2 separate regions of the Homo sapiens genome follow, and region 2 is linked to region 1. Evidence: read pairs that join two places in POLR2A ChIA-PET (ENCODE). Cell type or tissue: GM12878. All regions are shown on one strand. Each heading gives the region's core, and the rest is flanking DNA. Links, peaks and the distances in the headings are about the cores only. Region 1 overlaps TP73 (tumor protein p73). Region 2 overlaps LOC100996583 (a long non-coding RNA gene).

Region 1 (6,705 bases), core at 1,939-4,438:
AGGCCAGGCGTGGTGGCTCACATCTGTAATCCCAGCACTCTGGGAGGCTGAGGCGGGTGGATCAACAGAGGTCAGGAGTTCGAGAGCAACCTGGCCAACATGGTGAACCCTGTCTCTACTAAAAATACAAAAATTAGCTGGGCGTGGTGGCGCACACAGCTGTAATCCCAGCTACTGGGGAGGCTGAGTCAGAAGAATCATTTGAACCTGGAAGGCGGAGGTTGCAGTGAGCTGAGATCGTACCACTGCACTCCAGCCTGGGTGACAGAGCGAGACTCTATCTCAAAAAAAATAAAATAAAATAAAAAAGATAGGAAAAGAAAAAGAAAAAGTGAGGAGAAATGAGGAGGAAGTCGAGCAATTTAACCCCAAATGGTGCTTCTCCAGCAGTCACTCTGTTCCTGTCCTGACCTGACCTGCTGGGCCCCGCCCGCTCAAACCAAATCATGGATTCTGTCATCGCTTCTTCACGGAGCACCTACTGTGTGCCAGGCGGGTGCTGGGGCTGCAGCGCAGAGAGCAGTCAGGGCTTGGTGGTCTGGCCCGCAAAGAGTCAGCATGTGAATGTCTCTCCATGCGATGGGTGCTGGGAGGGAGGAGCCCTGGCAGGTCTGGGGAAGACCAGCGTCTCTTAAATGGGGGTGCGCGGGCCCTGAGGAGTGAGGCTTCCTGACAGCCGTCCCTCGTGGGTGCCATGCTGGTCAGAGTGGGGTCTGGCTGCACAGCCTCCCTCAGGGCTGGGCTGGAAGCACAGGTCGGCTGGCACCTGTCCAGGTTTCAGGGTTCCAGGGCTCCAGCTGGAACTGCCTCAGGGATGGCAGGGGTGGGCCTGTCCCTGGAGAGGCGTGGGGTGTGGGAGCTGGGAGCGTGACGGGAAGCAGCCCCCTCAGACCTGGAGTAGCATGGAGCCTAGGATCCATTGTGACCTTGGTGGTCCTGTACCCTGTCCAGCTCCAGTTGCTGTTCCTGCCTCTCCCTGACCTACTGGCTGCCCAGGCTGCCCCTTGGCCGAGCTCCACCATGGCCAGTGCCCCTCCATTCGCTTGTGAGTCCCACAAGATCACAGCCCTGCCCAGGGCCTAGGCAGCTCTTGGGCTGACCCAGCCATCGTCGGGAGCCCCCTTCGTGACGGGGGCAAAGGCTGGATCGTTGTCTGCCCTGCAGGAGCCGGGGCCTCCAGAGGACGGGCTGCCTGGCGGGAAGGTGGAGCTCACCGGAGCCCAGCCTAAGCCAGCTGTGGTGCTTCTGAGATGTGCGGCCCTGGGCAGGCTGCTCGCCCTCTCGGGGCCTCTGGGAACACCTGGGGACTTCCCGCTGGGTTCCTCTGAGGATTGAATGAGCTTGAAAATATGGAGGATTTGGCACAGGGAATGCTGGGCAGCAATATCAGAAAGGCAACCCTGAGAGCCAGCGGACAGCCACTCTGAGGAACAGCAGTGGCTGCCTCTGGAAGGAGTGAGGGGTGGGTGGACCCCCGTGATCGCTGCACGGGGGAGGTCACGGGGCTGAGCGGCCACCACTGTGCAGGGGAGGTCACAGGGCTGAGCGGCTGACTCCAGAACAGGAAGGGAACACGCCAGGAGGGAGGATTGCTCACTGAGTCAGGGCGGGACTCAGAGGGACGCATGACAAGTTCAGGGAGTTGACAGCTGTCTGGAAGGGCACGTCTGCTCAGACCGCAGGGTAGGGAGTGGTCAGCAGGGAGACATGTCCACTGGTGCAGCGGGCGTGTCCCAGACCCCTTAGAGAAAAGCCCAGAGCCAGGGGTGAGGGGTATGTGTAGGGTGGGGACATCTCAGAGTGGAGCATCCCCACCAAGGGTGTCCAGAGGAGGGTGGCCAGGTGGGGACAGCAGCTTGAGAAGGGTCATTCTCTCTTGGTTGGAGGAGTGGAAGTGCTTCTCTGGGGAAAGAAAGAAGATTCTGGAGGACAGCACAGGCACTTCCAACATGGGCGCTGGCCGCACAAAGGCTAGTGACACCCGGTGTGATCCCTTGGGGTAGAAAGGGGGTGTGAGAGGAGGATCGGAGGGGGCAGAGGACAGGGATGTGTCTGTGCAGAACGAGGCTGTGGCAGCTCCAGCGAAGGCGGCTGCGGCCCCATCAGTCACCTGCCCTGCTGAGGGCAGCGCTGTACTCATCACCTGTGAACACAGGTATCGACTCAGACACCCACTCTGGCCATAAGCTCCGCTCTGTCCCAGCCCTGGACCCCTCACCCCCTATCCTTGGCAGTCGGTCCTCTGGGTCTTCTTCCTGTGCCCACTGTGCTGGTCTGAACCTCCCTTAGTGACAGATCTGCTCCTACCACCCCCGCCAGGGTCGCCCTTCCTCTAACAGGTGGGCTCCTGGCAGGAAACATCACCAAGCTCAGCGCCCCAGTTCCCTGACAGGGCCCCACTTCCCTCCTGCCGCCAACCTCGTCCCCCCAAGGGCCATGTCCCTGCCCACCCCTTCCACCCCTTTCTTAGAGGAAGCTCAGCCCATCAGGCCGCTCATGCTTCTGACCCCACCTCCAAACCCTCCTGACCCGCTTACCCCCAGGAGCACCGCCCACTCCAAGGCGCAAGCAAGCTGGGGCTGGGGTGCAGACTTCTCTTCCACCACCCACCCTCCTCATACCCAGCCTCTGAGGGCCTCACAGACATACATGATTTGCCTCCAGTGGGCCAGGGTTATCTGTTTACCGCGTTGCATGCCCCCGGGCATGGAGCTGGCACCGGCTGCCGCTGCAACTGGGCACTACCCGTTTCGAGGACGCCTCATTCCCTGAGAGACTGAGGATAGGCTGGTGCTCTGCAAAAGGGTGCGGAGACCACTGTAAAAGTGGGGTGAGACACGCGTGCTGACCATGAAATGGAGAGGCACTCGAAGGAGCCAGGGACCCGGCAGCCAGCAGACCCCACCTTTCCGCCCCCGTGTGTGCAGTTCTGTCGCTCAGCCTGGTGCCTTTGGGACCCGGGCCTCATTGGTTCTTCCTCCACTGCCACCACCTGATACTAAATAACCGTCGGTCAATGGCAACTCGATACGGTTTATGGGGCATCCACGGTGTGCCCAGATAGAGGAGTGCTTTCGCTTTTGATATGCGTAGAGTTACTTCATTCCACCTAGCGCTTCTAGGAGGCACTACAATTATCTCCATTTTACAGACAAGGAAACAGAGGCTCAGAATGGGCAAGACATCTATCTGAGGTCACACAGCTAGAGCGCGGCAGAGGTGGGCTGCGTGGGCAGAGCAGGAGAGGGAACTGGAGTGTGTGCCCGGCAGTGCTGGGCTTCAGGGCACGAAGCGGTGGGGCAGGAATCATGTGTCTTGGTATGACCCAAACACATATATGACAGCAAGAAGGCCTGGGCAGGCAGCAGAGGACAAGGCGGGCCTCTTGGATGTCTGGATGTGGATTGGGCCTCAATGTACCGGTGAAGATAGATGGACAGGCAGGGGATTTCCAGAGAGGGGCTTCCCAGGCAGGGTGCGGGGTGTGGCTGTGCGGTGGGAACACGGACTGGGGAGGGGATTGCAGCCGGGCCCGTGCCTCCCTTGCTCAGCTCCAGGTCAGGCCAGGGTAGAGCCAGGCTGCTGGGTTCGACCTCCACCCTGACCAGCTGTGTGCCCATGGAGGGCTGGTCTTCCCTCTCTGTGCATGTCTCCTGGTTGGTAACAGGTGTGTGGCCTCACTGGGCCGTCGTGGGGTGGCTGGAATCCCCGGGAATTAGCCATGCTTTGGTGTTTCTACATTTCACTTGGCTGAGTGTGAACTGACCCAGGAAGCTGGTTGGGGGCACCCCCACCCACGGGGGGTCGGGCATTTTGGTTTGGTCATGGCCTCAAAGCTTCTGGGGTGAGGCTCAGGGATTCCCCCAGACTGTCCTGGGCATCTGCCTCCCCTCCCCTCCCGCTTCCCGTGGGCCACGGCCCAGGAGAGAGAGGGCAGCTTGCTCAGGCACCTCCAGCTGTCCGCATATTTCACACGGTGCACGCTACCCCACCGTGGGAGGCTGTGTTTGTCTTTCATCCCCATGCTGGGCTTCCCCAAACTAGGGGAGTGGGGCAGCAGGCGTGCCATCTGTGGCGGTGAGGGGGGCTCTCAGCCGCATCCTCCTCACCAGGCCCTGCGGACAGGCCTTCGTCCCTGCCCCTGACCTGCTGACGAAGCCGTCCTGGCAACCCTGTCTGAAGGACCTGGCCCCATCGTACCCACAGAGGGAGGCCACATGGTCCTTAGCCTCTGTCGGGAGGGGCAGGCAATGCTGGCAGAGGGCCTTGCCCCTGAGAGGGAGGCCCTCCTGGCCCTCACTCCGGGGGACCCCTGTCCTTGGCCCCAGCCTGCCAAGCGAGAGCGGCCCCTCTTCTTGCGGTGGCTGGAGGGGAGAGTGAGGCCCCTTGGCACAGAGGGCCCCAGGAGGCTGGGCTCTGATGACGCCCTGCAGGAATTCCGCTGGGCTGCTGCCTGGGAGAGCCGCTGTCTCACACAGGGCCAGCCTGCCTGGCTTCATTCTGGTGCGCTGACCGCCCGACCCCTCTGCCCAGGCGGGGGCTCTTCTGGGTTCTGGGTCCTGGGACCTGCCTGAGTCCCTGGGAAAAGGGCACAAGGGGATTGAGACGGTCTCCTCCCACAATGGCCCAGGTGTCTCCTCCCACAATGGCCCAGGTGTCTCCTCCCACAATGGCCCAGGTGTCTCCTCCCACAATGGCCCAGGTGTCTCCTCCCACAATGGCCCAGGTGTCTCCTCCCACAATGGCCCAGGTGTCTCCTCCCACAATGGCCCAGGTGTCTCCTCCCACAATGGCCCAGGTGTCTCCTCCCACAATGGCCCAGGTGTCTCCTCCCACAATGGCCCAGGTGTCTCCTCCCACAATGGCCCAGGTGTCTCCTCCCACAATGGCCCAGGTGTCTCCTCCCACAATGGCCCAGGTGTCTCCTCCCACAATGGCCCAGGTGTCTCCTCCCACAATGGCCCCAGGTTTCTTTGCCACTTCAGATTGGAATCGTTGATCTGCTGAAATAACAGGTAAAATCATTGGTGGTTTGGGAACCACCGGAATCAGAAGTGCATTGAGATGTTTGCTTTAGGGGTGGCCCGGGGCGGGTGGAGTTCCTGGGGGCTTTTCCCTCCTCCCTGAATGGAGGAGGACACCCTGCACCCCTCCTGTGATCCCCCTTAAGAGCCAGTGTCCGGGATGGCTGGGCCAGACGGGGCAGAGGGGCCTGTGTCTCCTGCCCAGGCTGAGTGCGGACGGCTCGGTCTCAGAGCTCCACCGAGGGGTGGGTAGGTAACAGCAGCCCTGCGGCCAGGGCCCCTGCAGGTGGGAGTGGGTGTCCCCATGGGGAGTGCCTCTTCCAGAGTGGGCTCAGTCGGGGTGGAGTGTCCTGGCTTATCAAAGGTGGTTGTGGAGCCCTGTCTGCCCCAGGCCTGGGCAGAGGTGGAAGGGGTTGGGGAACTGACGAGGCCTTACCTGTGGGCCCATGGCCAAGGAAATGTCTGGTCTCCCACCTCCTGTCAGGTGGTGAGGGGAGAGGATGGGGCGTCAGCCGGAGACGGGGTTCCTAGAGGAGGCTGGGTCCTGGCCTGGCCTGGAGAGATAGGGATGAGATGGGAGGGCAGGAAGGGGGTGGTAGACAAAGGCTGAACACAGAGAGCACATAGCCAGGCATGTGGGGACTGGGGACAGGGGACAAGGAGGGCACCCATGGGGACAAGAGATAGGGAGAGGACAGAGGGACAGGAGACGGGGAGGGACAGAGGATGGGGGACAAGGAGGGGACAGGAGGACGGGGACAGGGAGGGGACACAGAAACAGGAGCTAGGACGGGGACAGAGGATGGGAGAAGGAGAGGTCAAAGGGACAGGGAACAGGGAGGGGACCCATGGGGATAGGGCAGGGATCTATGGGGACAAGGGACAGGGAGGGGACAGAGAAACAGGAGATGGGGAGGGGACAGAGGGATGCAGACAGGGAGGGGATAGAAGATGGGGGGCTAGGGGACAAAGGGAAAGGGGACAGGGAAGGAACCTATGGGGGACAGGGAGACAGGGGGACAGGGAGAGGACAGAGGAACAGGGGACAGGGAGGGGATGCTTGGGGACAGGGAGGGAATGCTTGGGACAGGGCAGGGGGACAGGGGGCTGTGGCTTTCGTGGGAAGCTATGGAAGACGAGGCCAGAGGGGTTGGGCAGGGTGAGATGAGAGAGGCTGAGAGCCCCTCACCGGCTGCGGACTCCTCCCCACAGGGCAGAGGGGAGCATTCGGGTGCGGCCAGGCCATCAGAGGACCTGGGCTTGGCTGGAGTCCCAGCTCCTCAGCCCTCAGTAGCTTTGGGCCAGCCACTGGGCCTCCTGGCCTCCACTTGCTCATCTCTGAACTGGGGCAGGGTTGGCGTGTGAGCCTGAGGCCCTGCAAAGTGCCTGGCCAGCCTCAGCTCGGAGCCATGGCACAGCACCCCCTCTCCGCCACGGCCCCGACAGCTGGGCGTGCGTTCTGCTGTGGGCAGCTGCCCTGAGCAACGTAGGGTGCTAAGCAGCATCCCTGTCTTGCACACTAGATTCCACAGCACCCTCTGACCCCGTGGAAAATGTCCCCACATGGGAATATCCTCTGGGGGTGGAACTGCCCCTGGTGAGAACCCCTAGGCTGAGACCTCAGAAGGCCCTGAGTCAAACCGAGAAGTCATCAGAGAGCCTTGTTTTCAGCTCCAGGGAG
Region 2 (5,723 bases), core at 714-3,213, 1.1 Mb before region 1:
CCGTCTAGAATTTGTAAAGAACCCTCACACCCCAACAACATCAAAAACAAACCACTGGGTGAAAAAATGGAAAAGGACTAGAATAGAGAAGACACACAAATGGCCACCATGCCCCTGAAACAAGGCTCGGTGCCACCAAGCATTTGGGAAATGGGAAACGCAAATCAGAACAACGGGGAGACCACCTCAGGCCCAGCGGGATGGACGGCTTCTTTTAAAGCCCCCAATACAGAGAATAAGATTTTTTTTTTTTTTTTTTTTTTTTGAGACAGAGTCCTGCTCTGTCGCCCAGGCTGGAGTGCAGTGGCGAGATCTTGGCTCATTGCAACCTCTGCCTCCCGGGTTCAAGGCATTCTCTTGCCTCAGCCTCCCGAGTAGCTGGGACTACAGGCACCTGCCACCATGCCCCGCTAATTTTGTATTTTTAGTAGAGACGGGGTTTCACCATGTTGGCCAGGCTGGTCTTGAACTCCTGACCTCAGGTGATCCACGCACTTTGGCCTCCCAAAGTGCTGAGATTACAGGCATGAGCCACCGTGCCCGGCCTGGAGAGGAATAATTGTTGCTGAGGAAGGGGAGAAATTAGAATTCCCGTGCACTGCTGGCGGGAATGGGACATGGTGCAGATGTTGTGGAAACCATTAGGGCAGTTCCTCTAACAATTAAAACTACAATGACCATGTGATCCAGCCACTCCGCTTCTGGGTATAGATCCCAAAGGACTGAAAACAGGGACTTGAGCACATATTTGCACACCCAGGTTCACAGCCGCAGTGTCCACAAGAGCTCGAATGTAGACGCCACGCAAAAGCCCATCAACAGGTACAAGAATAAGGAAAATGTGGCCGAGAGGTCCAGTGGAAGGTGCTCAGCCTTGGAAAGGAGATCGAACACAGGCTGTGCTATGGATGGATGTTGAGGAATTTATGCCACGTGCCATAAGCCATTTATAGAAGACAAAGGCCATTATGATGCCACTTCTATGAGGAGCCTACAATTGTCAAATTTATAGAGAGGAAGTAGAGCAGTGGGTGCCAGGGGCTGGGGGAGGCAGTTAGTGTTTCATAGGTGAGGGTTCCAGTTTAGGATTGTCAACAAATTCTGGAGATGGATGGTGGTGATGGCTGCAACAATGTGGATGTACCTAATGCCACTGAACTGATCTTAAAATGCTCCGCGTGGTGAATTTTATGTCATGTATATCTTATCACAATTACAAAATAGTTTTGAGGCTGGGCACGGTGGCTCAGCTTGTAATCCCAGCACTTTGGGAGGTCGAGGCAGGTGGATTGCTTGAAGTCAGGACTTCAAGACCAGCTTGGCCAACATGATGAAACCTCATCTCTACTAAAAATACAAAAATTAGCCAGGCGGAACCTGTAGTCCCAGCTACTTGGGAGGCTGAGGTGAGAGGATCACTTGAGCCTCGGTGGCAGAGGTTGCAGTTAGCTGAGATTGCACCACTGCTCTTCAGCCCGGGTGACAGAGCCAGATCCTGCCTCAAAAATAATAATAATAATAATAATAAAAGAAAGAAAGTTGATCAAATCCCATCTTTGGTGTATATAGGGTGGGACTTGGGGAAACACAGCTGCTCTTTCCCAGGGGTCCTCTGCAGCCTGCCCACCTGGTTGAGTCTGTGAGGCTTCTCATAGGGACATCCTGGGCTTTGCTGGAGGGGGATGGGCAGGATGGCAGGGGCCAGGGGCCATTTGGGATGGAGCTGGAGCGCTCCAGCATCCTCTCAGCCACAGTGGGGCTGCGATTCCTGCTGCTCAGAAGCAAGGCGAGCCGGCCAGAGTGGCTGATAACTGAGCGTGCGGTTGGCAAAGGTGGTTACCAGGGTTTGTTTTACAGATGAAGAAACTGAGGCTTAGACAAGGTGGTGACTTACCCACAGTGACCCAGCTGGGCGGTGCCAGAGCCAGCATCTGAATAAGCCCTGGTCTGATGCAGGTCCTGCGATCTCCCCACGCCCTGACAGTGACCTATCTTTGTGCACACACGTGTGTTTGTGTACTGGGCACACCTCCCCTAAGGTTTGCAGGGCCCAGGGCTAGAACAGAGATGTAAACACGAGAAGAGGCAGGAAGGTGTGTGCCATTATCAAAAGAAAAGAGAGGCTGGCCAGGTGTGGTGGCTCATGCCTATAATCCCAGCACTTTAGGAGGCCGTGGTGGGTGGATCACCTGAGGTCAGGAGTTCAACACCAGCCTGGCCAACATGGTGAAACCCCGTCTCTACTAAAAATACAAAAATTAGCCAGGTGTGGTGGTGCGCGCTTGTAGTCCTACTTGGGAGGCTGAGGCAGGAGAATCGCTTGAACCCGGGAGGTGGAGGTTGCAGTGAGCTGATACTGTGCCACTGCACTCCAGCCTAGGCGACAGAGCAAGAATCCGTCTCAAAAAAAAAAAAAAAAAAAAAAAGAAAGAAAAGAAAAGAAAACAGAGGCAACAGAAGCAGAACCTCAGATGTGAGTGTCAGTAGACAGGTATTTTAAAATAACTCATTCATGTGTTACTAAAAACAGGAAATGCCGTCTAACGGGATCTCTGGATGGAGAATTCCACAGCTGATTGGAACCTAAACGAGAGAACCAAATGGACATCCCAGGGCTGCAGGTCAGTGTCATGAGACGGGTGATGGCAGACTGGACCCCGTGGCAGGTGGACCATGGAGGGGAGACAGAGACAGGGCAACAGAAACGGTGCAAACAGCCACTGAAATACCCGTGGGAAAGAAAAGCACAACAGAGAACAGGAGACTTATGTGACTCCGACTCAACAAGACGCATTAGTTAAAAGATCTAATATATGCGTATGGGGCTTCCCAGAATAAGAGGAAGGAAGGAAGGAAAGAATGAGACATCATAAGATAGTGTTAAAAAAAAAAGAATTCCCAGCCGGGCACGCTGGCTCACGCCTGTAATCTCAGCACTTTGGAAGGCCATGGCGGGTGGATCACCTGAAGTCAGGAGTTCAAGACCAGCCTGACCAACATGGTGAAACCTTGTCTCTACTAAAATACAAAAGTTAGCTGGGCATGGGTGGTGGGCACCCGTAATCTCAGCTACTCCAGAGGCTGAGGCAGGAGAATCGCTTGAACCCAAGAGGCAGAGGTTGCAGCGAGCTGAGATCGAGCCGTTGCACTCCAGCCTGGGCAACAAGAGCAAAACTGCATCTCAAAACAAACAAACAAACAAATAAAATAAAAGAATTCCCAAACTGATTAAAGATACCAACCCACAGACTCAAGAAGCCTAGTAGGACTTCTGCTGCTGGCCACGATGCTGCAACTTGTCAATGTAAAATAAACAACAGAGAGACTGGCTCTCCCAAATAAAGTTTACTGGGGGATGGCAGGGGATTGCAATCTGGGATATGCATGCTGAGGGGGACCGTAGGTGTATCTTTCTTTTAGGGGTGGGAAGAGGAAGTCTACACAGATTGTTTTGGAATAAACCTCCCTGGGTACAGGAGCTTATTGCAGGGTTGGTGATTACTCATGGGTAACATGATTGTTGCGGGGGAGATGTCTTCATAGGAGCAGCTGATCTGGAATGTTGTGTGCTGTCGGAGTCCCTGTAACAGTTCTCATCATAGGCACCCGAGCATGAGGGACCTTCCGTTGAGGCCTCCCAGCTCCGTTTTGCTTGGGTCCTGACATAAGTGACTCTGCCTTAGTATTGACAATTTTCACACAGTGGAGCCAGTTTCCCCCATTTGTGCCCCCTCCCCCAGTTCATATGCTGAAACCGAATCCCTAATGTGATGACATTATGAGGTGGGGCTTCGGCATGTGCTTAGGTGGGTAGTGAGGGTGGAGCCCTCGGGAATGGGTTAGTGCTTTTATTTATGTATTTTATTTTATTTTGAGACGAAGTCTCACTCTGTCGCCTAGGCTGGGAGGCAGTGGCATGATCTTGGCTCATTGCAACCTCTGCCTCCCAAGTTCAAGTGATTCTCCTGCCTCAGCCTCCCGGGTAGCTGGGATTACAGGCATGCTCCACCACGTCCAGCTAATTTTTGTATCTTTAGTAGAGATAAGGTTTCACCATGTTAGCCAGGCTGGTCTCGAACTCCTGACTACAGGTGATCCGCCCACCTCGGCCTCCCAAAGTGCTGGGATTACAGACGTGAGCCAAAACACCCGGCCAAAGTTAGTGCCTTTAAAAAGGAGGCCCCCCAGAGCCCCCTCATGCCTTCCACCCTGTGAGGACACAGCATGAAGAAGTGATCTAGGAACCAGGAAGGGGTCCTCGCCAGACCTTGAATATGCCGGCGCTTTGATCTTGGACCTCCAGCCTCCAGAAATGTGAGAAATCAATTTCTGTTCTTTAGAAGCCACCCCATCTATGACTAAGACACCCTCCCACCTTCATGCTACTGAGTGGACAAGCTTACATGAAATGACTGTTTTCACATATGTGGCACCAGGCAGCCCAGGGATGCCGGTGAAATCTCTGGGTAAGTCTCTTTGGCCTCTGGTACTGGCAGCTTCTCCTGTTAAGAGGGCAGTCCTCCACGAGTGTCTCGTGCCCCCCACCTCTCACAGGGTGTGCCAGGAATGCAGGCCCTGAGTACCCTCCCCCATTTCTCAGGGTGGTTTGCCCTGAGAGTCCTCTAGGGACAAAGAGCAGCTTGCTCACTGCTTGCTGCAGAAACAGCTGACTCCCCCAGTGCAGGGCTCCTCAGTGGCCACGCAAACCTACTGACTGTGCAGTGCCCACCCAGGCCTACCCACATGGCACCCGTGGAATTTGGGGGCAAGGGGATAAGACCAAACACACAGGTGAGCACCTGCCTGCCACGCCATGAATGAAAAAGTCCTTTGTCTCTGACCCCGGAGTTTCACGTCTTCTGTCAGCATCCCTGCTGCGGTAACGGGCCAGCTCTTCCTTTGTAAGGAAAGCTAAAACCCAGTCCCAGAGCTGGCACCACCTGGAGGAGGAAGTGCTCTTCCCTGCCCCTCCTTGGCCATGTGACTTGCTCTGGCCAGTGACATGGGAGTGCAAGCGACACATCCCAGCTGTGCATGGCCGCTGGGAGAGTGTGGCATGGTTTCTCCATCTCTCCTCCATGTCCTCCCTTGTCAGGAGAACGGCATGTTCCAGAGAGCCACAGCTTGCTCAGCCTGGACCCCAGAACGAAGGAGGCATCAGAAGCTGAGCCACCCGTGGCCGACAAGAAACCTGAGTGGGAGGGGAAACTTGGTTGCTGTGATCGACCCAGGCTTGCGAGTTGTTTTGGCAACACAGCCTAGCAAGAGCCGACCAATATGTCATTGATGAAAGAAAGTCAACAGGCGTGTAGAAGGAGCTGTCTACTGAGCATGTCTGCACTTTTCTGAATTATGTTGCACTTGAGTAAAAAGTAAGCAAGCCTGTCTATTTACTTTAAATGATGTGTGCCAGATATGTACAGTATGCAGAGTTAAGAAGGTGCCACCCCAAAATAGGCTGCTCTGGCATAGTCACTATTAGGAATTAAAGGCAGTTAAAACAATAACAGGTGCAAAAAGATCATTCTGATCTCTCTTGTGTTTCTTAAAAGCAGAAGATGAAATTCCCAGGTGAAAGATGCTCTCCCTACACTAGAAAGCTCTGATCCTCAAGGATGAGAAGCTGAGACCCAGCAAATGCTGTACAGTCCCTGATAAAATGCCTCTCACCTTTTCAGCCCCCCACATCATCTAGCTGCTTCCTCAAACCTCACTGTTCTCTG

Evidence for each region. ChIA-PET counts read pairs that join two places held together with the same protein. Peaks named below come from ENCODE experiments on the same cell type or tissue, not always from the same donor. Only the 100,000 strongest peaks of a DNase experiment are listed, where the experiment ranks them.
Region 2: POLR2A ChIA-PET joins it to region 1 with 7 read pairs; 1 of 35 experiments calls an interaction of 5 or more read pairs at or near these places.

What each region holds. Positions count from the first base shown.
Region 1 is chr1:3,670,382-3,677,086 of GRCh38, forward strand. All of the region lies in intron 1 of TP73 (tumor protein p73), which reads left to right. Among named protein-coding and RNA genes, the nearest start is that of TP73-AS3, 4.8 kb to the left of the region's middle. RefSeq lists an enhancer at 3,328-3,547. In GM12878, for the core only: a CTCF peak has its summit at 3,097; DNase peaks (open chromatin) are centred at 3,120, 3,360 and 3,740; H3K4me3 peaks cover 2,246 bases; H3K27ac peaks cover 2,500 bases.
Region 2 is chr1:2,579,030-2,584,752 of GRCh38, forward strand. LOC100996583 (a long non-coding RNA gene) reads left to right here. Exons shown (of 4, transcript NR_121638.1): 2 at 2,531-2,621; 3 at 4,341-4,466; 4 at 5,096-5,505. Among named protein-coding and RNA genes, the nearest start is that of PRXL2B, 4.9 kb to the right of the region's middle. In GM12878, for the core only: no CTCF peak of the experiment used is centred there; no DNase peak of the experiment used is centred there; H3K27ac peaks cover 902 bases.